2 separate regions of the Homo sapiens genome follow, and region 1 is linked to region 2. Evidence: chromatin loops called from intact Hi-C (ENCODE). Cell type or tissue: MCF 10A. All regions are shown on one strand. Each heading gives the region's core, and the rest is flanking DNA. Links, peaks and the distances in the headings are about the cores only. Region 1 overlaps SLCO3A1 (solute carrier organic anion transporter family member 3A1). Region 2 overlaps SLCO3A1 (solute carrier organic anion transporter family member 3A1).

The links. Peaks named below come from ENCODE experiments on the same cell type or tissue, not always from the same donor. Only the 100,000 strongest peaks of a DNase experiment are listed, where the experiment ranks them.
Region 1: a loop joins it to region 2, with 4 times the contacts of the local background. A loop is called at or near these places in 4 of 110 quality-filtered maps.

Annotation. Positions count from the first base shown.
Region 1 is chr15:92,061,048-92,076,453 of GRCh38, forward strand. All of the region lies in intron 2 of SLCO3A1 (solute carrier organic anion transporter family member 3A1), which reads left to right. Among named protein-coding and RNA genes, the nearest start is that of SLCO3A1, 220 kb to the left of the region's middle. In MCF 10A, for the core only: no CTCF peak of the experiment used is centred there; a DNase peak (open chromatin) is centred at 8,714.
Region 2 is chr15:92,002,947-92,018,352 of GRCh38, forward strand. All of the region lies in intron 2 of SLCO3A1 (solute carrier organic anion transporter family member 3A1), which reads left to right. Among named protein-coding and RNA genes, the nearest start is that of SLCO3A1, 160 kb to the left of the region's middle. RefSeq lists an enhancer at 8,903-9,403. In MCF 10A, for the core only: no CTCF peak of the experiment used is centred there; no DNase peak of the experiment used is centred there.

The DNA.
Region 1 (15,406 bases), core at 4,860-12,859, 58 kb after region 2:
CTGTCTCATATTTTGACATCCACAGTAATTAATGACGTGCCTTATACGTGTTCGGTGAGTAAGTGTTTGTAAATTAATGTTTGTGAATTAGCATTTTCCCTCTTTTCTACCTTTGCACTGGGGTCTGGTATACATAGGTGCCTAATAAATGATCCTTGTTCTTCTGGGTTTCCCCTCTCCTTCCATGAGTCTAGGGGTGTTTAGAGGCTGACTGGCTCATGCCCACAGCTCAGCCCTAATAATATTTCAGGATCACAAATATCAGACTGAGAGTGGACAGAAATGAATGTGGACATGGATGAAAGGGAGGGCTTGTCTGAGTTCCATCCCAGGGATCAAAGAGGAAGAGATGCACAGCAGAAGAGATCTTCTCTCCACTCCCCACTGGCATTTGATTCAAACTCCTAGTTCCTTAGTAGCTGCCCCTCTGAAGGTCCTGAGAGACTGAGACTTCCCAAGCGTTTGTTCACTGAATCACTCCAGAAGTGTCCTCTTACTGGGATTAGCTATGAAATCTCTAAAACCCAAAGAGCTAATAGGGCTGTTGGCTGTTGGGAAGATCCTAAGAAAGCTAAGAGGTGGAGGAGGTGCACCCACTGTCCATCCCCACTGGCCACCGTGGTGGAGATGGGGAGCTACAGGAGGTTCCAGGCCCTCAGGAAAGCAGAGAGTTGAACAGCATGCTAGCAAAACAGGCCAGAAGGACCAGGAGCCTGCCGGGTTGTCCTCCTAGGCAACCCATCACCCTGTTAGACGCTCCTATGGGTTTGTTTGTGGATGCACATGTACATCCTTACACAAGGGCCTCCCCTTTGGGAGCCACAAGGGTTTAGCTACATGGTCATGTCAAGGCTCTGGGTGATACAGGGCAAGATCTGGATTTTGGCAACCCTGTGGCAGTCACGCATCTGCCACCATCCAGATGGCATTGACAGACAGCGCCCCAACTCACACCCAGCCCTCCCTGGAGCTCCCACTGCCTTACGTCACTACATGTTGCCCCGGGCCCCTCCTGGAGGCCTTGTCAAAACAGGATGAAGAGCAAACCCTGAACACTGGGGAAATCCAACTGAGGAAGACCTGAGTGTTACCTAACTCTGAGCCTTCAAAATCCTGTACTAGGACAGCAAACACACACACACTATTCTGATTCTGTTCCGGGAAGGGTTTCAGATGGTAAAAGTTTTTGCAAAATGAGTGAGTAAGTGGCAGTTTTATGGAGGAGGTGACATTTGCATTCTGTCTGAATTTTGTGGGGACAGCTCAAGGAGCAGGCTGACCTGGGTCCAAGTCGGGTCAGTCATCCTGGGAAAAGCAAGGATTCAGTGGCCTGAATCATGCCAGGCAGGGAACTCTGCAAAGGGGCCCGAGTGCCGTGTGGTCCATGTGGGAAGTGTGAATTGCATCCGGAAGGCAATGAAGAATCAAGCCACTAATGAGTTTTGAGGAGGGGGTTCGTGTGGTCAAGTTTGTGTCCTAGAGAAGGCAACTCTGTTGGCAGCACCTTAGAAGGCTTGGAAAGAGAAGGGCTTGGCAACAGGAGACTGGTTGGCCTGAAGAGTGAATTTCTAATTGTGGACTTTCAGACACTGGCAAGCTGTTAGGGGAGTTATTTTGGGGTGGCGAGATCCAGAGCTGTGGTCCAGAGGCAGTCTCTGACATGCCAGGTCACTCTCTCGGGCTCCGGCTCCTGTACCTGACTACCACTTGGAGCGTGGCTGTGGGTGTTATCATTGTGGTCCCTCTGCTGGATGCTCATTAAGGCTTTCCCTGGAAATCAGTGTCCAACCTTTCTCCCACCACAGGGCAGCCCTGGGATGGCTTCTGAATCAGGGCCTGCCCGCCTCCTGCAGGTCCCTCTCAGTAAGTCAGAAGGTACAGCTCTGTGGACCCAGACCTTTGGAACCTCAGCATTTCTCAAAGTGGGAGTTGGTGAGAAGAAAAACCTTGGGACAGAAAACAGCTTAGCCTGGGCTATCAGGTCACCCAAAAAGAACAACCAAAATGGGCAGCTCAGAATAACGCCTTAAGGTTAGCTCAGGTTCTGCTTATAAATACTAAGCTCCAGGCTAGAGGGAATTTATCCCTTTGGGAACCAGATACGCTCTGATGTTTTACCAGGGTTCATTTTGAGAACATGGTCATGTTAACTGAGAGTGTGGACCTCAGCAAAGATGGATGTTTTATTAATGTGACAGATGCTGATCGGGACCCCTTGTGCATAGATATCCAGTTAAACCCATTTCAGTCCAAACCCTGGAAATGTGGGTGGAGTCCTCGGTGTAATGGCATGGTGTAGTGTCAGTTTTCTCAAAGCCAGACAGGCTCAGCTGCAAATCCCAGCTCTGCCACCTGTTAGCCAAGTGACCTGGACATGTGTCCTAACCTCTGCAAGCCTCTCTTTCCCTGTCTATAAAATGGGAACAGTAAGAACCATTACAGAGGGTTATTGTGAAGACTGAATGAAATTAGTTAAACTCCACCTGCAGTTGGTTGCTTTAAGTAGTGTAATGAAACTTTTTAAAAAATGGGCCGGGTGTGGTGGCTCATACCTGTAATCCCAGCACTTTGGGAGGCTGACGTGGATGGATCAGGAGTTTGAGACCAGCCTGACCAATATGGTGGAACCCTGTCTCTACTAAAAATACAAAAATTAGCCAGGCATGGTGGCGCGTACCTGTAGTCCCAGCTACTCAGGAGGCTGAGACAGGAGAATTGCTTGAACCTGGGAGGCGGAGGTTGCAGTGAGCCAAGATCGCACCACCGCACTCCAGCCTGGGCAACAGAGCTAGATTCCATCTCAAAAAGCAAACAAACAAAAAAATCATGAAGCCAGGCAGGCATTGTTTTATTGTTGTTGTTCTTTTGTTTGTTTTTTGCTTTTTCCATTATCCTGTGGAACCCTTTGAGCAGCCTATGAAAGGCTATTCCCATTTCATAGATGGGATGAACACAGTTTAGGGATGTGTTTACTCTGAGGTTATCAGTGACTGAGCATAAGTTAACCTCTCCAACAGCCTGATCTTGCATCTGTTCAAGCCATGAGCCTAACACTAGAGATAGTCTCCTAACAGAGCCCTGCTGAGGCTTTCATCAGTGACCCCCATGGAGGCACCTGATGCTGAACTTGGCTTCGAGGTCCTCCCCTTCTCCCCTTCTCGCCTGCTGAACCTTCCCAGAGCGTAAGAGGTAGTTGGGAAATGTTTTTCAGATCTTTTGACTGTTTTTAAATCCAATTACTTAGTTTTTTTTGCTGTTGAGTTGGTTGAGTTCTTTGTATATTCTGGTTATTAATCCTTTGTCAGATGAACAGTTTTCACATATTCTTTCCCATTCCATGGGTTGTCTCTTCACTTTGTTAGTTGTTTCCTTTGCTGTGCAGAAGCTTTTTAGCTTAATTTAATCCCATTTGTTACTTTGTACTCTGGCTGCCTGTGCTTTTGAGGTCCTACTTAAGAAATCTTTGCCCAGACCAGTGTCCTAAAGTGTCTTCCCCAGTGTTTTCTTCTAGTAGTTTTATAGTTTCAAGTCTTACATTCAAACACTACTCACGATAGCCAAGATATGAAATCAACATTAGTACCCATCAACGGATGAATGAATAAAGAAAATGTGATACATAGACACAATGGAATATTATTCAGCCAAAAAAAGGAATTAAATTCTGTCATTTGCAGCAACATGGATAGAACTGGAAGACGTTATGAAATAAGCCAGGCACAAAAACAAATATTGCATGTTCTCACTTATATGTAGGAGCTAAAAACACTGATTTCATGGAGGGAGAGACTAGAATGATGGTTACCAGCAGCTGGAGGGTAGGGAGGAAGGGGAAATGAAGACAGATTGGTTAATGAGTACAAAAATGCAGTTAGAGAGAAGAAATACATTTCAGTGTTCAATAGCACAGCAAGGTGACTGTAGTTAATAATTTATTATATTTTTAAAAATAGCTAGAAGAGAAGATTTGAAATGTTTCCAACATAATGGTTGAGGTGATAGATATACCGGTTACCCACGTTTTTTGTTTGTTTGTTTGTTTGTTTGTTTTTGCAGATAGAGTCTAGCTTTGTCACCCAAGCTGGAGTTCAGTGGCACGATCTCAGCTCACTGCAACCTCTGCCTTCCGGGTTCAAGCAGTTCTCCTGCCTCGGCCTCCCAAGTAGCTGGGACTACAGGCGTGTGCCATCACGCCAGGCTAATTTTGTTTTGTATTTTTGGTAGAGATAGGGTTTCACCATGTTGGTCAGGCTGGTCTCAAAACTCCTGACCTGAGGTGATCCACCTACCTCGGCCTCCCAAAATGCTGGGATTATAGGTGTGAGCCACCACACCCGGCCATTTACCCAGATTTGATCATTACACATGATATGCTTGTATCAGAATATCACATGTACCCTATAAATGTGTACAACTATTAGGTATTCATAAAAATTAAAAATAAAATTTTTAAAGAAGAGTTAGGATGAATGGAGACAAACTGGAGTCTCAACTCCAGTTTTTCTGCAAGGAAAAAAGGAGGCTAGGCTAAATAATTCAGTAGAGTTGCCATAACTGTATGGCCGCCTTTCCCAAGTGGCCCCTATTTCCTGCAGTAATTAAGGGGGATCCATGTGCTCAAACCCCTTTATAGCTCTTTTCAAGAAATCATGTTATTTCCTTCTTTTTTTAACAATGTTATTGAGGTATAATTTATATACCATAAAATTCACTCATTTTACGTGCACATTTTACAGAGTTGCACAACCATCACCACCATCTGATATTAAAACATTTACAACTATTCCTGGTTTAAAGTGGAGAAGAAGTTATGTGCTGGTCCTGTTGAGCCCCTCACTGGGAAGTTTAAAAGAAAAAAGGTTTCCTGAGCCTGTTAGGAAAGGCAGTGAGGACACGGCTCAGAGGCCAGGAAGCTCCCAGGAAACTTTCCTTAGATGGAAAGTAGTGAGCTTTCTTACGGGCAACATTCACAAAGGTGAAACCACCAGAGGAGGAGTGGGGACCAGCCACCCTCCATCCTTCCTGTGAGAGTCTCCAGTGTGGGAGCATCCTCAGTGGAGGGCAGGATTTCTTGGAGAAGAAATTCCAAACAGCCTCCAAGCATTAACCTGCTGCATCCCTCTTGAAGGAAGGGGAAGAGAAGAGGCCAGGTCAAGTCTAGATTCCAGAGGGGGAGTTGGTAGAGAGGCCAAGCACTCATAGGATGCCCTCAGGCTCTTCAGGGGAAGAGTGACCCAACGGAAAGAACCTGTTCAAATCCTGGCTTCACCAGTTACCAGCTCTAAGCCTCAGTACCCTCATCTCAAAAATCGGAGAAAATTGTTGTGCTGTTTCTGGCATTTTGACAAAGTGAATGACAATATGCATCCATAGGGTCTGGGATGCTGAACAAACAGCCACAATTTCAGTTATTGTTAAAGAAAACAGCTTCTGAGAAATGCAAAACCTGAACACTCTTGAACAAGACATATCTGGTTTATTGCAAGAAATGAGAATGTGTCTTACTGGTGAGTTCAAGTCCATATTCTTCTATTTACTCTGTTTGTGTGGATCTGGACAGGTTGCTTATAGAAGCCTCTCTGAGCCTCAGTTTCCTTATCCATGAAGTGGGCCTAAGAATAGCGCCTGCCTTGTAGAATTGAGCTGAGGAGCAAATGAGACACCGCACGGACTGTGCTCAGCCAGGGCCCATTGCCTGCCGGGTGCCCTGTCAAGGTTGGCCGTTGTCATCAGTGTCACCATCACTGCTGCCCTCTCTATGGCTGGCAGTGGTGAGGACTTGTTGTGGCCGTGTTTTCAAAGGGACCTTCTGTCCCAGATCCCTTGGGTACCATCACTCAATATTGCAACTTCTCTGTGCGTAGGAAACTCCCTAACTCAAACCTGAAAGGACAGGCCTATGGAGGAGCGTAATGAGAACTCATATGCAGTCCCAGGGTGTCTCAGGGAGTCTTCTGGGAGTTTGCTTCTTCACACCTTGTATGTAAATATTAGGAGAGAAGAGTGAGGGAGTCAGCTAGAGCTTAAATAGGAGAAATGTTGAGGACCAGTCTCACTGATGGCAACCAGGAGGTATGTTTTTGCAGGCCATCATGCCCACTGCTGTGTTGCCACAAACACCCCCTGCTCCCTCAGGCCAAGGGAATAGGAGCCCAGAGCCCTGTACACCATGCAGGGGTAGGAGGATGTTTGCTCCAGCTTTGCATTAAGAAGGGAGATGGATTCCTAGTGATGCCCCAGTGAGGCCAAGTTCGATCCCCTCCTCCCTCTGCTTCCCGTGTGGTTTCTTCAGCCTGGGCTGCCTTGCCCTCACCTCAGCCCTCACGTAGGTCATGTAGCCTACATCCCCGAGGGAGAAGTGAGACTATTCTTACAGCATAGGAAAGTTGACTACGGGAATGACATTAAGAGACTGAACTGGAATCTTTTATCTTTGTCTACTCGTCTTCCTCCTAACACAAATGCACTAGACTTCTTACACATTCACAATCAGGAGAAGTACATGCATGATATAGTAAAGCCATTAACCTGGTGTCAAGTGTTATCAATTGGGTCATTAAATAAGACTCATTAAGCATCGTCTAACTGCAAGTAGATGGTGCTGCACCTTTTGGAACTGGATGTCTAGAGCCAGAAGCGTCAGTGCAGACTACTCTTTGTGGTTTCCCTTGTAGCTACTAGCCGGCTTGGAAGGAATCACACCTATGTTAGTCCTTTTGGGCTCCTGTAACAGAATACCATAAACTGGGCAGCATATAAACAACAGAAATGTATTTGTCATGGTTCTGCAGGCGGGGACGTCCAAGATCAAGACACTTGCAGATTCAGTGTCTCGTGAGGATCAGCTTCTTGATTCATAGACGGCCACCTTCTTACTGTGTCCTCTTCTGCGGGAAGGGGTGAGGCAGCTCCCTGGAGCCTCTTTTTTAAGGGCACTCACCCTATTCATGAGGGCTTCACCCTCATGACCTGATCACCTCGCAAGGACCCCACCTCTTGATACCATTACCCTGGGTATTAGGATTTCAACATGAATTTGGCAAGTAAGAGTGCACAAACGTTCAGACCATAGCAGTACTTGGCCAGGCTACCTCCTAATAATACTGCCAAGCGAAATCAGATGGTGCAGGCGTGATAGAGCGGCACGAAGCTATTTGTGTCTTTCATAATTAGCATGTTTTGAAGGAAAACTTAGCTGTGATAGAGTTAGAAATTAGACTTTTCTGCTCAGCAAATTAGCTCTCAGATTGCAAACCACGTGAGTCCATTCCCCCACCCCCACCTTACTCCCACTTTCAGAGATGAATCAGATGGTTTACTCTGTTCTACTTTCCTCTTCAGAAAAGGGAAGCAGAATCCAAACCTAATTAAGACAGCGTTTCAGCGCTATAACTAAATTCATTCATAGCCCAACCACACTGGGATGCATGAGCTTCCTCTGGCCACTTCATATTGCAAACCTGGTTCAAATAATTATCATTCATCATTTACTCTCAAGTTTAAGTTTCTAGAGAAATTTTTAAAAATTAACCCTGCTCTTCTCATGCTTGCTGGGGCCACAACGCTCCAGTCACTTTGATCAAGACAGCACAGAGGCCTCATACTAAAGCAAGCCTCTGAACATGCTCCTTATTAATTAACAGCTGCAGGCATTTGGAATGTTCTGTCCGAATGGTGTTAACAGCCTCATCCCTTTGGTGGCCAGAACTAGAAAGCAGAAAGATCCCAAGTGAAGCTCCTCTTTTGAGCTACCTGCTAGCTCCCACCACTCACGCAGGCTTTGGACTCACCTGCCCTGTCACTCACAGCTGTGTGACACTGGACATTCAGAACCTCTCTGTGCCTCATTCGCCCCACCTGTAACACGCTGGGTCACACAACTCCTTCACACGGTGATGATTCCTAGAGATTCATGAATATTTGGAGATTCCTACTCTGTGCTAGGCACTGTGCTGGGCGATAGGGAGACAAAGAGAAATAAGACCGAGGTTCTTCCCCTCAATAACTCCATGCTCCAAATCAGTGCTTCTCATTCAAGGGCTCCCCCCGCCCCCCCCCCGCCACCCCCCACTCCCCCCAGGGGACATTTGCCAATAGCTGGAGATAATTTTGGTTGTCATGATGGGAGATAGAGGGTGCTACCAGGATCTAACAGGCAGGTGCCTGGGATGCTGCTGAACATCCTACAATGCCCAGAACAGCCCCATGCCAGGAATTACTCACTTTGTCATGTCAGTAGTGCTGAGGTTGAGGAACCCTGATCTAACAGACCAATCCAGATAGATACGCAGATAATTTCAGTGCAGTGTGATAGGAGTTACGAGAATTAAATAAAATATTTTATGTACAGGGGCCAAGACTTGGTAGTTCTCACTGAAAGGTCATGCCCTTCATGCAGTGACCTGCTTCTGCAAGGACTTATGTTGGTAGCAAACAGCCAGAGAAAGAAGGCAGTCTTTGCATTCACTACGCAAGGGAGGTGTCACTCCAGGTGACCTAAACCTGGCTTGTGTGATCCAGTCCTGCCTCTTGCTTCCAGCTCTGTCAAAATCCCTGCCCGTCTACAGGTTACCAGGACCTTGGGGGCAGAGGGATCCCAGAATGAGAGCTGGACCTGCTGGGGGAGGAGGCAACCTTCAGCATTGAGTATTCCTTTGCACTTGCCCTTCCCTCTCATCTGAACACTCCCATCCCTCACTCGAGCTCTGCTGGGGAAAATGATGAATGAGTCACGAAGTGAATCACTGGGGAAAGCCCTCCCCGGGAGCTGTGGCTGAGAACCCACCCAGGCGACATAACTTCCTGGTTCCTTTCTTGCCTCTCCCCACAAAAGATTAAAAATAAAACGGGAAATAGTTAAGATGACTTGCTGCAGTAACTTTTATACTTTTATAATAAGAAAGTGAAAATGTTTAAAGAAGCCAAACTGGTAGGCTACCCGAATTAGGTCGAGCACGATGAAGACTCTATTCTGTTGCGTTGGCATCAGGCTCGTTCAGAACCGACTGCTTCAAGCAAGTCATTCTCCCAAAGAGGCGGAGGCAGGGTGGAAAGAAAACGTGAGCCTAAATTGAAATATCCAGGGCCTTAAGAAATCACTCACGCTCTCTGAGCATCTCGAAGTTTCCTGGCTTTCAAAATGGGTTTGATGGCACCTCGTACCATTGTTTGGAGGGTAAAGGAGTTCAGGCATGTGAAGGGACTTCGAAAGTTAAACAGCCTTGTACAATTATTGCTAAATGTTGGGGACAGGATAATAGCATTGTAGCTTTGTTTTCATCTTTCAAAAACATGTCTTGAAATAATTACGGAGGGTCGGGTGCGGTGGCTTACGCCTGTAATCGCAGCACTTTGGGAGGCCAAGGTGGGCAGATCACCTGAGGTTAGGAACTCGAGACCAGCCTGGCCCACATGGGGAAACCCCATCTCTACTAATAATACAAAAATTAGCCAGGTGGGATGACGCATGCCTGTAATCCCAGCTACTCAGGAGGCTGAGGCAGGAGAATTGCTTGAACCCCAGGAGGTGGAGGTTGCAGTGACCCAAGATCAGGCCACTACACTCCAGTCTGGGTGACAGAGCAACACTCTAGACTTTTTTTTTTTTTTTTTTTGAGACAGAGTTATGGAGGAAATGATATTCGGGATTTGCTTTAACATAAGGATGGAGGAGTGGGAGGGGGCAGAGATGGAACCCTGACTGTGAGTTGATGATGGTTGTGACTAGTGAGAGGTATCTGTGCCTTCATTCTTCTAGTCTATTCTCTCTACTTTTAAATTTGAATTTCCACCATTTAAAAACATCTGTTAGATATTTTAGGTATACTGAACTATATACTTAAAAATGGTTAAGATGGTAAATTTTATGTTATGGACATTTTATCACAATTAAATATATATATACACATCCCTCTTTTAAAGTCAGTAATTGAGATCAGCAATATATATGAGGCACAAGGAACACAGAAAAGCAATCATATGAGAGGGAAAAAGAGAAAGCCAGGATTAAAGGGGCATAGCTCTTTTGCCCCCTTTTCTGGGAATTTGTTAAGTACAACCACTGAAAGAAGCAGGACTCTCCCTGGCTGGAGGACTAGAGAGTGAGCAGGAACTTTGGCCAGGACGTTGGAAATACCCTCCTGGGGGCACGTGACCTGAGATGGTTGAGGAGCGGTTGGGTGCTGCATGCATGCGAGGCCGGTGCCTGCCAGGGAGCGTGAGGATGAAGACAGGTTGCCCAAGCCTGGAGAGGCCCACTGTCTGCAGGGCAAGCATTCAGAGAGCACACCAGCACACCATCCTCGCATTTGGCAGCGAGCAAGGCAAATGAAGACACAGGACAGTGTGGAGGGCTCTGCATGCTGGGCTGTAGTTTGGACTTGGAAACAGATGAAATGAAAGCTGTAGTCACTTCCCTTTTTGCCTTTTAAAAAATATATGTTCAGGGGAAAAAACACACGTCAGAAATGGAGTCATTTGAAGCTAAGTGTCACCCATCTCGGAATAATTGTCCGCCAGCACTAGATTTTACAAAGTGATTGGTGGCACAGAGCACTCTTCCTGATGGACAACACTGGCCCGGCAGTGTAGGAGGGAACGCAGGCCACTGGCAGAGCAGCAGAGTCTGGGGTGGGCCGTGGCCTCTCCTCTGGCCCCAGTTCTTCAGTCGTGACACCTGGGGATATGTCCTTTCATCTCTTGGGCTCTCTGCATCCCCACCTTGAAGGGAGGACTGGATGGAATCCAAAGACTGATCACAGGCGGCTGTGTCTGTGTTTGCAGTTGTTCCTGGCAGGCAGACCACACTGGATGTGTCTTAGTCGTAATCTGGGGGCCTGGGCGTGATGAGCTCTTGTTCCTTCTACTGTGTAACTTGCACTAGAACCTAAGGAGGCCTCTCAACCAGGGTCCTTTTTTCAGCTGTCACCAAGGGTACAATTAATGGCACAAATCGGTTCTTCCCTATGACGCACTTTGTGTGAGATGCCTGGATAGCAAAGGCAACACTTGCACTGTGCGTTTTCCCTCCTGGATTCCAATAGCTTTCCAGTTAGTTCATAGGTTTCAAGGGATTTGGATGGTGCAAAATGGAGGCCTTTTGGAAGAAATTAAAAATGCGAAGCCTGATAAGCGTAACCACCATTCTTTTTTTTGGTTTTTTTTTTTTTTCCTCACTGGCTAATGCATTGTGTGTTTAAAAGGAGATTTGGCCCAACCCAGCCTCAAGCCATTATTTACTCAACCTTTGTTTTCTTTTTCTTTTTCTTTTTCTTTTTTGGTGGTTGTTGTTGTCGGCTCATTATAACCAACTGAACTCAGCCTTTCTTTAACATTTATTTTCTGTGTCTGTGCTCTGGACTTAAGTGAATACAAGATCTGAGAGAGATGACCCACCAGGGGTAGTGGTTTTCAAATTTTGGCAATGGGCCTGTTTTTCTTTAAACAAAAGATTGGTTTTCTGAGACTATGCAACAACTTTACGCAAAAACTGTATTTTTGTCCACAAACTTGGTGACTTAGAACAACACAAGCTTATTATCTTATGGTTCTAAACACCATAAATCTGAAATCAAGCAGACCTGTGCTCCCTCCAGAAGCCAGGGGAGAATCCTTCCTTGCCTTTCCAGCTTCTGATAGATCCAGGCGTTCCTTGGTCTGTGACTGTGTAACTCATGTCTGTGGCTTTACTGGCATCCTCTGCTCCCCTTCTCTCTTTTCTGTGTGTCTATTATAAGGACACTTGGATTTATGGGCCCACTAAGGTAGCCCAGGATGATCTCATCTCAAGATCCTTAACTTAATTACATCTGCAAAGACCCTTTTTCCAAATAAGGTCTCATTCACAGGTTCCAGGACATAGACATATTTTTTTTGAGGATCGTCATTCAACCCAGTACAAAAACCTTACACGGGGCAGAAGAGAGAAAGGGGAGAGCTCTGCTTATATCATTATCACATTGTCAGGACCTTGACCTCCACACATTCAGATCCCACCCCTTTCCCCCATCCTTTGCCCGGTAAGCCATGCACCAAGGATCCAAATTTGAAAACCAGAGTTTTAGCAGAGAGAGCTTGGGAGACTTGGGAGTCAAAGGCCTACGCTGGGAAATGGGCCTGGAGTTTCCACAAGACCACTTGGCCTCTCGGTTTCATCATCTGTGAAAAATGAGATATTCAGGTCTACGCTACAGTGTTGACATAGAGTCTAAATGAGATCCTTAGTTCTTGGGTCATTTCCAGGGCTCGGTAGCATGAGTTTACTCTATCCTCATCCCACGACATTCTACCCCGTGGAAAAGGTGTTGAGATGTTATGGAAACACTTCTGACTTCACAGAAGGGTTGGTTCCTGAACCAGTGGACAAGAAAGTTAATTCTGGCTTTCAAAGAAAGCCAAGAGCTCTAGAATTGTAGGGTTCAGGTTTTCATCTTTTCCTTTGGCAGAAAAGAGAGCATTCTTCAAGCCTATTCAATTCTAAGTACCAAATGACAAGCCATATTAAACAGATCCCAGTGAGCTCCCCACATCCTTTCCTGCTTACACCACAAGTGGACTGTGTGCCAAGCAAGGCTTTGAGATCAATTGCACTTCGGTGGCTTTTGAGTAGTTTCTCAACTCCATCTCATCTAGTGACATTTTAGAACGGATAATTATTTGTTGTGGAGACTGCCCTGTGCATTGCAGGTTCAGTGGCATTTTTGGCCTTTACTCACCAGATGCCAGCAGCAACCCCAGCCCATTGTGACAAGCAAAACTGTCTTCAGACATGGCTCAGTGTTCCCTGGCGGGCAAAGTTGCCACTGGTTAAGAACCACTGCTTTAAGAGAACCTATGCTCGAGGTCAGGCACCGTGGCTCACGCCTGTAATCCCAGCACTTTGGGAGGCCAAGGCAGGTGGATCACCTGAGGTCAGGAGTTTAAGACCAACCTGGCCAACATGGTGAAACCCCCGTCTCTACTAAAAGTACAAAAAATTAGCTGGGCATGGTGTCAGGCACCTGTAATCCCAGCTACTTGGGAGGCTGAGGCAGGAGAATTGCTTGAACCGAGGAGGCAGAGGTTGCAGTGAGCCAAGATCGTCCCAGTGTACTCCAGCCTGGGCGACAAGAGTGAAACTCCTTCTGAAAAAATAAAGAGAACCTATCTTCTTTCAAGCCAGCCTGTCATGTGTCAGAACTAAACAGTCATTTTCCTTATAATTTTTTTTAAAGGCCCAGTTGCTGCCTGCCCATTGCTGATGCAGGAAGTCTGAGCCATTCAGTTAACACCAACCCGAAAGATGCAGTCAGAGGCTGACTTTGCTTCCCTGCTGTGCACAATTTGTCTCTTCCCTCTCCTTCATCTGCAAACAGAACCAGAAGTGATCTTCCAGAAGAATAAAGCTCATATTGTTTGTTCCAATTATGAGGATCGTTTCTCCAGTTCTGGTCTCAGGTGGGCCTTAAGGACCTCACCAGGTGATCTGCCCAGGTGAACGTGGTATGCCCTGAAGGTCTGCTATTTACCAGTCTGTCTTGTTACCTTTTTTAGAGGAGACATTCCTCAGCAATACCTGGCCTCCATTTTCCAGCCTGTGAGTTAGAACCCCGATGCTCAGATTTCTCTAGAGGAACACACTGCCTGCAAGGATGAGTTTTCCAGAAAAGCCATCTTCCAGGACAGAGACGCAGAGAAATTAAGCAACTCATGTTGATTCAGTCTGGGAATCTCGAGAGAGCTGACAAGCAGGGCGGTGGGGGGTGGCCAGGAGCTGACATGGCTTTCTGGTAGGCAGCCCCACATCCTGCTTCCTCCCTGTGCTGAGTGTAATCACTTCTGCCCCTTCAGGAAAGTACTTCACACCCGTGGCATAGAGCCAACAGTGAGGTGGATTCCGGGTCCTCTGGATGCCTGGGATGGTGAGATGCTTGAGAAAGTTTTGGCAGTTTGTTCAGACTTGGGGACTCTCCAGTCTGCCTTCCTATCACCCAGCAGGAATGCCCTTCCCTTCAACCCTGATACCTGGGCACTTGGCCTCCACCTGAATACCCTTGGTGGTGAGCAGCTCACTACCCCTCTGAAGACAGCCAGTCCCCCGTGCTCCATGTTCCTTGTCACCTGCTATCTTATGACTGCATCCTGAATCCGACTCTGGCTTCTGGAGGGAAACTTGGTGCTTAAGCTTTTATTCCCCATGACAGTGTTCCAGCCTTGCTGCCTGCTCATTGTGTTTTCTGGGGCTAAACTTCTCCAGTCCTTTAGTTATTACATGGCACGGCTTCTAGATCCTTACTTCTCCCAAAAGCCCCTCCAGGAGGTAATCCAGCATGGTATGGCCCCCTCTAAATGTCACATTCCAGACTGACCACACTGGCAGCTGACTCTATGAGAATATGGGGGCTGCCCCTTTGTAACCCTGACTCTGTTAATGCCACGGAGGTTGCATGGGCATTTGGGATAAGTGCATCACTGGTGGGAACTCATGCTGAAGCTCCATTCCGCTGCAGCTCTTCCTGCCTTGATGAGCTCTTGCTCCATACCTTCCTCAGCCCATCCTAAAGTGCTTGCAGGCGAATGCTGGCTCCCTTTCAGACAGATAGTTTGGCCATGTTGAATCCTCAGTCTACCTCTAGTGTATGAATCTTCCCTCTCAAATGGGCATAACATGCCAGTGTATCCATCCCACATGCAGAGAATGGGATAGGAGTGACCCTTTGGCACACTGGCCAAGACCTCCATCCTGCTCCACAGGACTTCACACATCTGCTCCACGGCTTTGAGATGGTTCCGCCAGTTCTGTGTCTCAGCATCATGCATGGTTCCCTCTCTCATATAGTGAGTGAGTGTTTTTGTCCAGTCTGTACTTGCCTCACAGTATAATGTGTTTATGACTTGTCTTCAATCTAATCAGCATCCTGTTCCTATCAGAAAACTGCAGAGGAAATGAAGTTGGTCTGGCGTGACTTGTTCCTGCTAAACTCTGTCGACTTCTGACAGTGACAGCTCCCTGCTTGCAGAACACATAAATCCAGAGTTTAATAATCCATCCTTAGTTTTCACCAGGCTTCAAAATCAGCCGACTGTCATGTCAGCAAGCGGCCGTGTCCCCCTTAGTGATAAAATCAGGGTGAAATTTGCATTTGACTCACATCTTGACTGTTTTCCACCGTTCGTCAAACAAAACCCATGGTGTAGGGGCCCCGCTGGAGGTGAGGTTGGAAAGGGGTGAGAATGCATCGGTTGCGTGCAGCTGGTGCCAACCTGGCTAGCACCTCTGCAGTCTGCCCTTCCCAGTCAGAACCTCAGGACACCAACCCTGCCTCTAGATAGGAGGGATTTCTGCTGATGCAGCCTATGTTCTGCTGCATGTTCAGTACTTTCCCCGGATGCAGGACGTAGTTTTGATGTTAGGATTTCTGCTTTATCC
Region 2 (15,406 bases), core at 4,810-12,809:
TCAATTCTCAAATCTGAACAGTAGAGATGAGGTTGATTGCTTATCTCACGGAGTATTATAAAGGTGAAGTGAGGCAAGGATATCACTCTTCCCTGCATTAAAATTACATTGCCCGCCTCCCCTGTGAACCCTGTGTACCTCCATAGCAGGAAATTCATCTTATGTATCTTTACGTGCCCAAGTCCCCCAGCTCTGCTCTGAAACATTCTGATAGGAAGGGCCATTCTGTCATATTATTTATTGCTATATCTCTCTAGTGCCTGGAACCGTGCTGAGCATAGTATACGTGCTGTGTAAATGTTTGTCGAGTGCACTTATGCGTGGTAGGAGGTAGTTAATTGATGGTTGAACACTGACTTGCTGAAATGACTTACACATGTCCTGTCTCACCCCTAGTGGTTAGTGCTAACAAATGTCTCGGCTTCAGAGAAGATACACTATGGAGTATACATTCCTTTTGCTTATTAGTACTTTATTAGTTTTTCATCAGCTAGCCTGTCATGCATTGGCCTCAGCATCTATCAACAGATCTTGTCATTCTGCCTCCCCCTTCCCATCAGAGGATGTCTCATCAGTGGACATCTTGTTAGTGAATACCTCGTTATTCCTTCATCAGACCTTCTGTCATTTTCTCAGCTGCGTTGATGAGAAATCCCAGACTTCATGGGAAAGGTCAGGAGTTGGCAAATGAGAGCTAGACAAGATTCAGTAGTGACATGCAGTGGTTGTCCTGTGGGATGAAGGGCTTTCGTGAGTGATACAGTAGGTATACACAACAGTTAGTTCCCCATGGAATTCATGGATACGGGGCCAGGATTACATGCACCACCAGCCAGAAGATGACACCAGGTCAGCCTGGCCAGGCTGTGGGTCGGATCACAGCCCTTGGCAGTAGGTTTGAATGAGGTGGCACTGGAGTAGGCATTGCCTGGCAGTGCTCCCCATCAGCACTGCGCAGCTGGGGACCTGCTGCAGAAGGGCCATGCTCACACTGCTCAGCAGCTGTAGCTGTCAGCCTCTATCATGGATTCTGATAATCGTCCAGATTAACTGAAATGTGCAAAATAGGTTGGTGCCTTATGGTATGTGGTACGTGGACCGTCTCAGGCACTGGTTATAGGGGCAGATTCCTGGATCCCACCCAGACCTTCTGGGAGAGGCTCTCTGGGGTAGGGCTTCGTAAGTATCAGCTTTAACATGCTCCAGTCTGTGCTAAATCACAGGAAAGGTGGAGAGCCATGCTGGACTAGCTGGGAGTCTGGTTTTTGGAGCTGACAGACCTGGACAGGTTCTAGGCTGTGCCACCTGCTAGCTGTGTGATTGTGGCATGCAGCCCTGCTCAGCCTCTGCATCCTCCTATACGGTGAAGACCATGACGATGGTGTCCGTCTCATGGAACTGTTAGGATTAAGTGAGATAATGTATGCAGGGCATCATAGCACAGCATATGGCCTAACACAGGCAGCTAAGAGTATAGCTGGTTAGGCAGTGATGACAATGATGATGACTATCCGTGGAGAGGGGAGTGGTTTTAGTAATTCTGCTCCACGCAGCATTAGAAGAGTAGATGCTTGAGTAGTGTTGAAGAGATGATGAATTATTGGCCATTTTATTGACAAACAGAACACCAAAAACCAAAGATACTCACTCCCTGGATTAGATGTCACCGTAGTCTGTGTATCAACAAAATCTCCAAAGTGATTTGGAAGGACACTTTGAGTTTGGCAGGGGATAGATGCTGGTGAGTGAGTTGGAGAACTAATGCAGGTGCATCCCAGAAGCAATAGTTGGAGCTTCTCCCAATTGTCCCTCAAATGCATTAGTCCCGACTGAAATCTGGTGGTTTGTGTAATGTTAAAAACATTCTTTTACTTTTCATCCTGGATGCATCTATGGCCTGCATTTGAGCTCCTACCTAAAGTAGTTCTGTCTGGCAGAGAGCAGAAGAACACTCCAAGTGTGGTCTATGGCTCTAAGCTCTGAAAGCCTCATCATTTCCTTATGGGGATAATTAAAAACTCTTTTAAAGCCTCTGAAACTCTCTTATTGAACCCTAATAAATATCAGTGGCTTTATTTGCCACAACTTACTAAAAAGCAGAGCAGTGGTTAAATGAAAAGATTTATGATATTTGCATTGTTTATTTTGAAGCATCTAATTAAATAATTAGTTCAGTCTTCTAGCTGTTTTTAGAAACAAGTCTTTAGAACCCTACAGAGAGATTTTCTGGGCCCAGGAACTCATTTGGGGAAGTGATTGGCCTTTGAACAGTAAGTAGAAAGTCATCAAGGTAGCTCTGCCCACCTGGTGTTTGCTTATGGAAACCATCTGCTGGTTAAAGTTCCTGGCTCAGAACAGCCCTAGCCAGGCAGTCACAGCCTGCACAGAGGTGCAGTGATGGCCATAGTGTGCCGAAGGGGCTGATCGCTTCAAGAGCGTCTGGAAAGTTGATGGTCTATCTGTCACTGCGATCTTGACATCCTGTGTGGTTCAGTCTGGTTGCAGTTGGACTCATGCTGGGTCTGGCGGGTAGGTGAGAATCTCTACCTTGCTGTTGCTGTCCAGGTTTCAAGGCAAGCGTGAGAGTAGTCCTACACAGAGGAAAACACACATTAGGCTCAAGCACCTGCCTGTGCTTTGCTGCTGCTTGTTTAAAGGAGTGCTTGGAAATGCCAGCTGCCCAGCCTCTAGAGAGCTGGGGGGATGGACCCCTATCCTGTGAGAAGTTGAGTTTGAGGATACACCTGACCGCTGAGGGATGCAGAGCACACCTACGCTAGCTCACTTTTACACAACCCGATAGATTTCTTGATGTTATGCACTGGATAATTCCCTTGTGGCCCAGTCACCTTCCCTTTTGTAGGGATGGCCTGTCTATGTGATAGAAAGTACTCAAGCCATGGAATCAAGTGGATGTGAATTCCACTGCTGAACCTGCCACACACTGACTTTGGGACTGAGCGAAAGCGTTTCTGAGACTCAGCCCTTCTAACTCTCACAGGAGGAATGGAATAGCTAATTGCACCCAGTGAGGGTTAAAAACGTCTTGTATGTGAAAGGAGATAATGCCACACCAGGTGTGCTCAGGCTGTGTCTGTTAGCAGCTGAGTTGCTCTGTCGTCTCATGCTTGGGCGTGCTGTTAGGTAATTTGCTAATCTGTTTTTTATAAAGCCTAGAAAGCAACAATCAGAAAATATTAAATTCAGAGGTTAATTAGGTCTCTCACATAAGCCAGGTTGTGCTGGAGTTGCCTAAAAATTTTGCATCCTTTCTAACTTCTGCACTTCGAGAAAGAGCAGGGCCTGTTCGCCATCCTGGTTCTAAGAGCAGATGGTCTGCCTGACCAAGAGCTCAGAGGTGACATTAGTTAAAGATCCATGACATAAGCTACAGCTTCTATGAGCGCCAGATTGACCTTTGTTAGAATGAATGAGTTTTACTGGACTTTGGTACAGCTACTGAGTTAGTTCAAGAGCACAGGTGCTTTTTGGTTAGAGGCATATTAGGTCATGAGCTTGCTAGAAGTCAATCTCTGTGAGTCTTTTTCCCACAAATAATGAGTGCTGGGGTTCATGCTGGTGACTGTTTCCTACTTTGATCTGGCATATGTCTGCCTGATCCAGCCCTTTCTGTGCCCAACACTCCTTGTGTCTTTAAGATGAGCTGAGTAAAAAATTCCAGCAGGAAAAAAACGACAACAATTTCCTATTCATTTAAATGACTGCCGTTATTGTTAAAGACTCAACTCTTTTTCAAAACTAGATTTCCAGTGCCCCAAAAGACAAAACATAGTGAGCGTAATAAACAGGATAGATGTGTCTAGTGCAGAGAGAATCATCAGAATTACTAATGAAGCTTCTTCATTAAGCTACCACTCCAGTCCAGAAAGGGAGTTCCCCTCTAGGGAAAGCCCCCAAATGTATCCTTTTAGCAATGTCTCCCTTTATTTGATCTCTGTTTTAGAGAACCAGAGTCCTTTACTTCAACAAAATAATTTCTAAAGGAAGTAGCAGAAAGGCTCGTTAATTGATAGTTTGGGAATTGTGCTGCATTGAATTATATAACCTGGAATGTCATATTATACCGATTTAGCACTCACATGCATTGCACAACAGTTTATAAACGAACTAAGCAACATTTCCACTGACACGCAGGAGGACTACAATATGTCTGTGGTGTAACATTTAGGACAATACCTTTATATATATGTTCTCAATGAGATAAAGGTCAGTTTCATGGTAGGTGCTGCTAAGAATAAGGAAGAGAGATTGTTCTCTTAACACCTGTCTAGTTAATGTGGAACTTGGTTGGAGAACCCATAAACACAAAATATTCAGGCATTGTTCCATAGTGAAAAGACGACAGCTTTCTACCATGGCAGACTCTGAGCTTGAGTTGAAGGGACATTGGATGGATATATGGCTGGAGTATTGAGGCTGGGAAGTCCTCTCTTACGTTGAATCGGGGAAGACTGCAAAGAAAAGGTCGGGGAGAGAACAAGATGGGGTGGATGTCAGATGTTGTTTTGGGGGAGAACAGAGGAAGAGGAGTCACTGAATAGGGATAGTGTGGAAGGAGGCTTGCCTCATGGTGAGTGGCAGAAGGGCTTGGGTTGTATGTACTAGAATGGCCTTGCATAGGAAGGGAGGAGCAAGGGAAGTGGATGATTTAATTGACGCTAAGAACCTCTCGCAGATTTTTAGAGGCCTTAGAATTAGTAGGCTTTTCTGAAAATTAGAAGAACTGGAGAGGGCGTGGAGGAAGGAAAGTAGTATACTTCTTTTTCCTGTTCTGTAAGTTTTGGGGCATCATGCATTAAATTATTAAAATAATCCCCAAAGCATAAAATTAGGGTATTTTGGGATTACCATGAGTATTTTACCCAAGGAAGAGCGATCCAAGCTCTACTAGTTTATAGGGTAGTACCTCAAAGACTGTAAGTTTATTTATTTTCTAAATTTTTGGAAGCATCTCTTTTCAGAAGAAAGACTTTAGAAAGAGCCATACTGACAGCCTTGAGGACTTGGTGATTTCGAACCTACAGGTCAAATGTCTCCGATGGGTCCAGAAAGGTTGCCTTTTCTAAAGAAGTCGGCTCGGTAAACAGGAGGACCCAATCACAGGTGCCATTGCTTGAATGAACTTGAGAGCAACCCCATACTTGGTCCCTAAATGACCCACTAGCAAAACTGAAAGACCTTTTTTTCTTCCTGCAAACACATACACACATAACACATAATTCAGATTGCTATATTTCTTGAAATGGCTTCCACTGGGGTTGACATGGGTCTGATTTGATCAAAACCTGGACCCAGCAAGTGAGACCTCCCTGGAGCTCAGGCTTTATGGTAACACAGACTGGGGTTCGTATCCCCCTTTCGCCGCCAGGTTGTGCAGTGCCCCAAAGGCAAGTCACCTATTCTTTCTGAACTCCAGTTTGCCCTGCTGTAAAAACAGAATCATAACACTTGTTCCATGTGGGTTTTGTGAACATGAAGTAATGTTTATGAAGTATCTAGCTGAGTTGCACATTCAATGAGCTAAAAAAATAAATTGCAGTTAAGATGTTTTCGTTTTAAATTCCTTGACTTGTGACCTCCTTTCTAAACTGGCATACTACAATCATCTAGATTCATTTTTACAGGTTTTGGGGAGTCAACATTGACACTGAAATCATAAATCAGGTTTAAAATTCTGTGTTCAACTTGGTAGAACATAAGGGTTTTATACACACATGCACAGAGATAGGTATAAGTTGTTTTCTCAATGATGTTTTTCAGTGATATTGGCAAATGTGATTATTACGCCTAGAAAACAATAACTGGGACCATAATCGTTTATATGATATATGTGAATGTAAAACTGAAACTAAAAGCAAATCCTTTCAAAAAGCAAATCTGCTTTGGATAGCATCAGTCATGGTCAAAAAGGCAGATCAACGCCCTGTCTACCAAGAAGAGCAATATTTCAGCTAGGAAACTCTATTTGAAGAGATTTTATGGATTTCTGATGTGTAAAATGATTTTGTATCATATTGTAGATGGAGTCATTTGTAGAGAGAATGAAAAATATATTACTTCTGACATGTTCTTTTTAATTGAAATGACATTTGTACACTCTGATATTTCTCTGTGCCAATGTGTTTTTCTTCTCACTGACCGCAGCCATCATCCAAGTCAAGGTCAAGGGCTGCATGCTGTCCCAAATGTTATGCTCTGCCGAGCCGTCCCCTGAGTTACAGTTGGGAAGTCTGCAAACCTCTGCCTCACTCACCATCAGAATATTTTCTGGAGGAACAACTCTAGGATTGAAATAAGCAAGAGCCAGTTCTGCTGGGGTCATAGTCCAGGGCCCACAGCTCAACCACGAGAGAACAGATACAAAGTGTCCTGGGCTCCTTCACATCTCTGTCATTCTGTCACTCAGGAGCCTGGTTAGGTGACTCAGGTTCTGAGCAGTACCCTGGGTTAACTCCTGCCAGCCCACTCAGTTTCTGAGCTGCAAAAGCCAACTCGAGAATGTCTCCAGCACGGCCTGATGCTTGTTGTACAGCCTGTGCAATAAGTAAACCAGGGATTCGTGTGTCAGGAAGACAGCAGGCTTTGACACCATGGTGCCATTTGGATTTGGCTCTACCACTATGATCTGTGTGATCTTAGGCAGGTCATCAAAGGTCAACAAGTCTCAGTTTCCTTCCAACATTTTGAATGACAGTACCCACATCCTTCAAAGGTCTGTCTAAATGGGATGGTGCATGGACAGAACTTACCTCCTTCTAAAAGCTTCCTTAATGTTAGCTACTATCAGTGTGGAGTTGTAATGAGGACCAAAGAGAAGTAACATGAAGCAATACAAAGCTTGTCCCACAGATGTTTCTTTCCTGAAGTCCTTTCTGTTTAGTTCAGATGGGCAGGCGATGTGCAATGAGGGAAAGGTGTGCATTCATCCAATAGAGGCATTTTCCAAAGCCCCGTGCTCATGGAGAGGGACAGTGGCACATGGAAGTCTTATGGAGAAGTGCCATGTGGGCTGGACTCCCCCAGACTTCATTGTGTAGCTCCTCCCTGCAATTTCACCGCACTCTTGACAGCCCAGAGTCAAGCAAATGGGAGATGGCGGAGCAGGTACCTTGAGCCCCTCTAGGATAAACTACCACATGACACTTAGGATCTTTACTTTTCATTATATCTGCAACACTCAGCACAGGACCCTGGAAAGTTTTTGTTGAATTATGGGATGCTAGACTGCAGAGTAGATACTCAGGTGATCTATGTAACCTATTCAGTGTTTCTCTAAAGTGTTTCAAATAACGTTACTCTTGGAAGGGGCTCCATTAAAACAACACCAATAAAATATATGGTCTTGATAAAGCTCCCTTTTGGAGAATGGTGATGCACGTTAACATATTAAAGCCCCTAGGCAGTTCTGCACAAAGAAACCAGTTTAACTGCATTCAGTCCAGCGTTTCTCAGTTTCATTTGGTCTAGGGACCCTTTTTCACTTCTTCCTAGGACACTTATTAACAGCTCATGCATATTAGAACCCATCAATCAATGGCATATTGATTGGTGTTAGTATATAATAATAAATCCTTGTGCATTTTTATGTAATTATTAGACTTCTGTGTAGGCATTTGCTTCCTGTTACAGTGCCATTGTCCTTACCTGTCTGCAAAACAAAATTCATTTAAATTTTTCTCCTGTAACTCTGTTGTTGATGTCAGTGGGGATCAAATGTTCGGCTGGACTTAATTTTTTATGAGCCCTGTTGATCTTTCTGCATGATGACCCCTCTGCCGCATGAAGCCCCAAGCCCAGTAATAAATGATGGGCTGAGACTCACTGGGCAGTCTCAGGGGGCCCTGATTGTTTTCACAACTGTCTCTATGATCCAATCAACTTTGTTCTGAAAAAATAGCTGGGATTCCCCCTACTCCTCACCACCTCCATCACCAGCTGGCTGTTCCAGTCCAAGCCATCATTGTGTCTTACATGGATCTTCACAGTAGCCATCTAAACAGACTGTTCCCAGCACAGCAGCCAGTGCGATCCTGCTAAAACCCAAGTCAGATCAAGTCAGTCCAATGCCTGGAAAATACCAGAATCCTCACAATAGCCTTCAAGGCTCTACATGACCAGGGCCCCTGCCACACTCCTCTTCTCTCACTGGCTATAGCAACCCCGGACATCTTGGTCTTCTGGAATGCTCCGGGCAGGGTCCTATCCCATGACCATTGCATTTCCTCTCCTTTCTACCTGGGACGCTTTCTCTCAGATATCCAAATGGCTCTCTTCCTCACTTATTTCCCACATCTGTCAAATGCCATCTTACCTTATGATCAAATCAGGGTAATTAGCATAGCTCTTACCTCAAACATTCATCATTTCTTTGTTGTGGGAGCACACAAAATCCTCTTCTCATGCTATTTTGAGATTACAATGCCTTATTGTTGACTGTAGTCACCTTACTGTCACATGTATGGAAACATCACATTGTACTCCATAAATATGTACAATTATTATATATCAGTTTTAAAAAAAGATAAAAATTTAAACACATGCTTCTTAAAAAAAAAATTCCATCTTATCAGAGAGGCTTACCTGGGTCACCCTATGTAAAATGCAAGAATCCCCCACTTCCTTGACAGTTATTCTCTCTCTCATTCCTTGCTTTTTAACCCCCTTGGCGCCATCAGTGCCTGCCCTGTGATGTATTTATATTGTTATTTACTGACTCACCTTCTCAAAGGAATGTTAGCTGTGCTAGGGCAAGGGCTCAGCTTTGCCAAGGGCAGCATCGCTGGCTCCTAGCGTGGTGCTTGGCCTGCAGTCACAGCCCAGGACCTGACCATTGAATGGGTGAGTAACGGCAGTGGCTAGCAGCCCTCTAGTGATGTGAACAGAGCGAGTTATACGCAAGAGGTTGTGAACATCAGGGAACCTCTCAATTTGCTGTGTTATTTGGAATGGCTCAGCCTGGCAGCTGTCCCCAGGGTCACAGACTGCTGCTTCTGAGTAAACTTGTCACAGCTGAAGGTGAGAGCCAGCGAATCACCAGCACATGAGCGGGGACTGAAGCCTCAGAGGAGAAGGAGGGTGGTGCAAAGACAGCCCAGAGAGGAAGAGACAGAAGGCGGAGCCCTGCAGAGCCTCGGGCAGCAATGCAAGCAACCCACTGTCACTGAGGTTGCCTTTATGTAATAATCAGTGCCGTTTATTGCATGAGTGCATCTTCTGCTGTCCTTGTTGCCTCTTACAAAGACCATTGTATTTTCATCTTCTCAGTTACAAGCCTTTGAGATTGGAGCAGCTTGCACGTGAGCAAACAGCTCGCCATTAGGAATCAGTCTGGATAAGAGCAGGAAAGGGCTCAGCTTTCTTGGGCTTTTCTTGCCGTGAAATGAGCAAATTGAAAGTGAAGGTTTTCAAGGTCCCTTCCCAGCCCACAGTTCTGGGAATTTAGTCACCTTGAAGCCAAGGGAGCATGTGTGTCACTCATTTCATGACTCAGAATAGCAGGCACTTCAGAAATACATAAAGCCAGACCCAGAGGTGGTGTTGGCCTTGTGGAAAGTGTCCCCTTCCCATCGCTGACCACATTGCTCTAGAAATTGTTTTCCTTGGAGTTGATGTAGACTGTGATGAAGAACCTTGTACAGGTACATGGTTTTCCCCTGTGAGAGCACTGGCTCACACCCGGAATCCCAGCACTTTGAGAGGCTGAGGTGGGCAGATCCCTTGAACCCATGAGTTCAAGGTCAGCCTGGGCAACATGATGAAATGCTGTCTCTAATTTAAAAAAAAAAAAAAAAAAAAAGGCTCAGACGAGGCTTAACTCTAGGCCCTGCTCGACTGAGGTAGAAACATCCTCAGAGCATCCCCAAGGAGCTAGAGAAAGAACAAATAAATCACCAGTGAATACAAAGATGAATAACTTCAGAGAAGTACTTCATGAAAAAGAAAATGGCATTTGTTGAATGTAAAAGAACAACTGCGGTAGCAGGTTATGGATCAAAGCTCTCACAGCCTGAAAATTAAAAGACCCTGCGTCACACGGTCCTCCAGGGAAAATAGCCAGTGGCCCCACAGTTCTGGCTACGAGGCTTCAGCTTCCAGAGAGAGGGAGACTGACATCTCCACTGGACTAGAAGAAAGGAAGCCTGTGTGCAGATGGGTGGCTTTGCATGTGGCAGACCTTGAAGCTAGGGGGAGAGAGCCATCTTTCTAGACTTGTCAAAGGGCAAGACCGGGCCCTTCTCAGCATAGAGGGAATGTGAACTTGGACTCTAATTACTCATCAGTTCTCTCGGCAGCATGGATTGATATTGGTATCTCATTTCGTGGATGAATAGAGAGGCTCATAGATGTTGAGGCTTGGTTTGAGTCACACAGGTGCTGCGGCCAAACGCCTCTGATGTTCCTGCAGTACGTGGCCTATTCTTTGGGCCAGGTGCTGTGTTGGCTGCCATGGTGATCTGACCTCAACCCTACCAGCCGTTTTGGATAGTGGTGACCCCTTTGTGGCAGAAGGTGACATGAGATTTGTTCCTGTGGTCTGATGTGCCCGAGGAGCACAGCACAGGGAGCCTTGAAACAAGGTGCCCCAGCCACCCGCCGAGTTAGGTTACACTTCTCAGCTGATGACTTAAAGTATTAAGAAGAGACAAACAGGCATTCTTCAGTGATACAGAAAATGTCACTCACAATCAAACATTCTTTCTTGTTTTTAAATCCAGCTGAGCTATAGACCTGTCATAAAATCATGGCATCTAAAAGGCCCTTTAGAGGTCCTGCTGGCAGGGGATGTTGAGGAAGGATTTGGACTTTGAGTCAGACCTGTGGGGTTTAATTCCTGGACCTGCGCCATGCAGTTCAGTGACTGGACAAGATGCTGAACCTCTCTGAGCCTCAGTTTCTCACCTTGTGAGATTGCTCAAGAATATGCTGTCCTAATAGGTGACAGAGGTCAGGCAGGAATTAAGCAGGTTTTTCTATGTAAAAGGCTGAGCGTACAGTAGGTTTTCACCAAAAATAGGTGACCTCCCCTCGCGTGGTCACTCCCACCCCCATCTTTTCTGGACCAGGAGGGCACAATCTTACCCCCAGTGAGCAATGCTAAGGCCTCTTTATCTCCCCAGATCCAGGCTAAAGCTTAAACCTGAGCCCATTTTCCTTTGTCTCGGCTGGCACCTTGGCAGGGGAGAAATATATGGAGGAAAATCAGTACCTTTGTTTCCTCCCAAGGAAAAGAAAATGCAGAAGCCTGATGGGCGTCTCACCTAGATCACAGTTCACTGGGCCACGGGGGCAGTGGACCACCTGCGGCTCTTTTAAGTGCAACTCCGGTTCAAGCCAAATACCTGGGCACAGATGTGAAGCGTGGGTGGCAGAGAGGCAAAGAAAGAGCTGGAAAGAAAACTGGCACTCTTCGGAGGGCTGCAGGAGTGAGAATGCCCCGTGATTAGGGTTTCCTTCTAGGCCCGTATTTTCAATTACAGTCATAATTTATTGCTATTATGGGCACCAAACTATACTTGCCATGGGCTTTGCATACACAGGAAATGAGCCAGCATTTAAACACTACTCAGAAAAAGGGGCCTAATGGCTAAAAAGCAGTGGGAAAATGGAAACCTGCCCTCTCCTCCTTGTCACAAAACACCCACCTCTTCCTCCTCCACTTGTCCACTAAAACACTTGCCTTTAAAAATCAAATTAACAACATTTATTGCTTATACAACATTTATTGGGTGCCTAGTCTGCCAGGCTATATGGTGGAAGTGGTGAGGAAAATGGGGCACTTTGAGGATATTGTCCTTCTCTGTGGAGGGAGAAGGGTGGGAGGTTTTCAGGTCCCAAGCATTCTGGGAACTCAGCGTCATGGCTTGGCAAGGAGACAGAGTAGGCATTGAGGGAGGTGGAGGAGGAGGGTAAGGAGGATCAGGCCTGGATCTGATGTGGAGGGAACTGAGCTAGCTGTGAGTGTAAGTCCTTCCTAAGGGGAAAAGCTCCACTGTTTGGTTTGCAGTCCCCCAAAAGGCTGATGCATTCTTTCTTGGTTCCATGGCTAAGCTTAAGGCATGGCTTTCAGAAGCCTTGGACAGCAGAGAAATACTGGGAAGCAGGGGCACCACCATTTCTAGTTTCAGGTGGGAGAGCTCTTTGGAGTGATGTCCTACTGATGAGCAAGGTCCATCCTTGGGGGCTTGGGCAGGCAAGAGCTAGGCATAGGAGTGAGCAACTTGGTACATTTAATGCCAGGAGCTTTCCGTAGGTCCTGTTGGCGGGTGTATTCATCCATTTTCATACTGCTGTGAAGATACTACCTCAGACTGGGTAATTTATAAAGGAAAGAGGTTTAATTGACTCACAGTTCCACATGGCTGGGGAGGCTTCAGGAAACTTACAATCATGTCAGAAGGCGAAGAAGAAGCAAGTACCTTCTTCGCAAGGCAGCAGAAAGAGAGAAAAGCCCAGGGGGAACTGCCACTTCTAAACTATGAGATCTCGTGAGAACTCCCTCACTATCACGAGAACAGCATGGGGGAAACCGCCCCCATGATCCAATCACCTCCTACCCAGGTCTCTCCCTTGACACATGGGGATTACATTTCAAGATGAGATTTGGGTGAGGACACAGCCAAACCATATTGGGTTTAGGACAGCTTTCACTCCCAAGGGAGAGGCAGAACAGTAAGCAAGCAGGAAGATGGCCAGAACCTAGAGTTTACACATGGCAGTGAGCGTGGGGTGTGAACAGGCTGCTAAGGGTAACTGTTGTGGGCATTGCCCAAGCATTGCTGATGATAAGACTGGTCCAGTCCCTGCTTGCTGGTGGGGCCCAGGCTCTGACCCCATTTGCTCAATCAGGAAGGCCCGAGCTTATAGGAACATGGCTTCAGAAACAGGGGCCAAGAAGAACTGGTGAAGGCAGGAGCTGATAGCTGGAAAAGTAAGACATAAGAAAAATACGAAATGGAAATTTAAAATAAGGTACAAATGATTTGGCATGTGGTTGGTCACCAAATGAATTGCAGAGACACTCCTCAGAGGATTAAAGTAGTGGGCAGAAAGGATTTCAGGATAGGGCACTCCAAGGAGGAGATGAAATTTCTGCTAGACATTATAGGGTTTTATCAAACCCCAAGAAGAGAGTTAGACATTCTGGACAGGAAGATGATGTGCAAAAAGCCCAAAGATGTAAGGCTGGGAGATAGCAAACCAGGTCTTGATGTTGCAGATTTGTTGTATATATATTTATATAGATAGATAGATAGATAGATAGATAGATAGATAGATAGATAGATAGATTAGATAGATAGATAGATAGATAGATAGATGTTATAGATATATATATTATGTATTTGATATAAACTAATGCATATCAAACATTGTTTTTTTGGTAGAGATGAGATCTCACTGTGTTTCCTAGGTTGGTCTTGAACTCCTAGCCTCAAACAATCCCCCCAACTCAGCTGGGATTATAGACTTGAGCCACTGAGCCCAGCCTGAAGAAGGCTTTGAAGGCTAAAGGAAGGAATGTCGTCCTGATCCCTTGGGATCTAGGCAGTGGCAATCTCTATGGCCTTTGTAAGTTGACATGGAGGTAGGTAGTGTGCAGCACGGGACAAAGAGATGGGACGCAGAGAGACTAGTGTGAAAGACTATTGCATGGCTTAAAGAATGAATTAATAAGGGGCTGCATCAGGATACTGACTGTGAAATGGAGGAGAGAGAATGAATTCCAGAGAGTTATCAAAGCAAGGATGGATGGGACATGAGGAAGAAGACCACAAAGACAGGGGGAGTGAGTGACAGATGGTCACAGTCATAAAAGGAGGAGGAGGAGGGAAAGATTGGGGGAGGATGGAAGATGAACTTCGGGCCTGTGGATTTGAGGTGGCAATGAGAATCCAAATGCTTACATCTCAAAGTGAGTTATGTGGGATTAAGATAAAGACTAGGGCTTGATCGCACATTTGAAAATTTTCTCTGTAGTGTGGATCTCTCTAGAAGTCACAAGGGAGACCACTTCCTTCAAAGAGAGGAGAAGAAAAGGATACAGAGGATCAGCTACTCAACACCCACTTTTGATGGGCTGAAGAAGGAGAGTGAACAGATAAAGGAGGACTCCAAGGTTAAGAGGCACCATAAAAAGCGACTAGATACCATTTGCAAAGGAGAAAGAGCCCAAAGAAGACAACATCAAACATTAGCAGCTTCAGCTGCTGCAGGGAGATTAGGGAGAATGAGGGTTAAGATCTGGTTATTGGAACTGATCCCTCAAAGGTGCGGATGATCTTTAAGAATGTTGTTTCCATTGAGTTGGAGGAGCTGGGATTGGGGGGGGGTAGGGAAAGAGCAGGTGGCATTGAAAACATCTAAGTAGCAAAAGGAAGCAGGGATCCTTATATAAACTTAAAAAGCTGTAAGTGAAACCAAATTATGTTCCCTGACAGGGAAGGACCTAGTGTTGAACACATGGCAAAGAGAAGAAGCGGTGTGTGAAGCATGTTCTGGAAAAGGCGGGGAAGGGCTGGACACGATGGCGCTCCCCTTCTCAAATCCAGGGGTGGAAGAAAATGGGTGTAGAGGTGGATATTTAGGGGAACAGAGGACTGGAGCAGGGTTGCTGACACAAAATAGCCACTGCTTCTTAGGGATGTTCAATGAGAGGGTGATGGCTGTGGGTGGTAGGGGAGGGTGGGAGAAGGCCTGTGTGGACATTTGGGGAGGAGAAATTCTGGAATGATTCTTGTGGAGGATTGGCTCAGGAGTTCACAGGGATGAGCGAAAAGGGAAGGTGAAGCTACCAGGGGCACATGACACCTCCCAGGATGCTCAGACAGCCAGGGATCTTGTTTGGGTGGTGGGGGTTGCTCCAGCAGACCAGGGTGGAGGCTTGGAGACATAGGCAGAGGTGAGTGAGATAGGGGCCCATCACACTAGCACACTAGCCCACCACATACTCCTGGAAGGGCAGGAGGCTCAGAACAGTTGGAGGTTTGGAGAGGTCGGAGGGAAACTTCTTGATGAAGCAGGCAAGCTGCTGATGAGTGGAGGAGGATGGATGGGAGGTGCCAGCGATGAGATGACAGAGATGGAACGCAGAAGGTGATGATGTGGTTGAGGGCTGGGCTGTGGCTGATGCGTACCCGAGTACAAGGGACTGAGATGGATGGGCTGAAGAAGACAGATGTGAGGCCAGGCCTTGGGGCGGTGACGGGGCTGGCATAGCTGGAAGGGAACTGGGTGGGAGTCAGGGACTTAGGTTTTAACAAACCTGTTGCTAAGTCTTTGTTTGGCCTTGGCCAGGTCACTTGGGTTTCCCTGGTGAGGGGCTGCTGTCAGCACCATCCTTGCATTACTGTGCACAGTAGTCCTTGAGAGCCAGCAGGGGCCCTGGTGA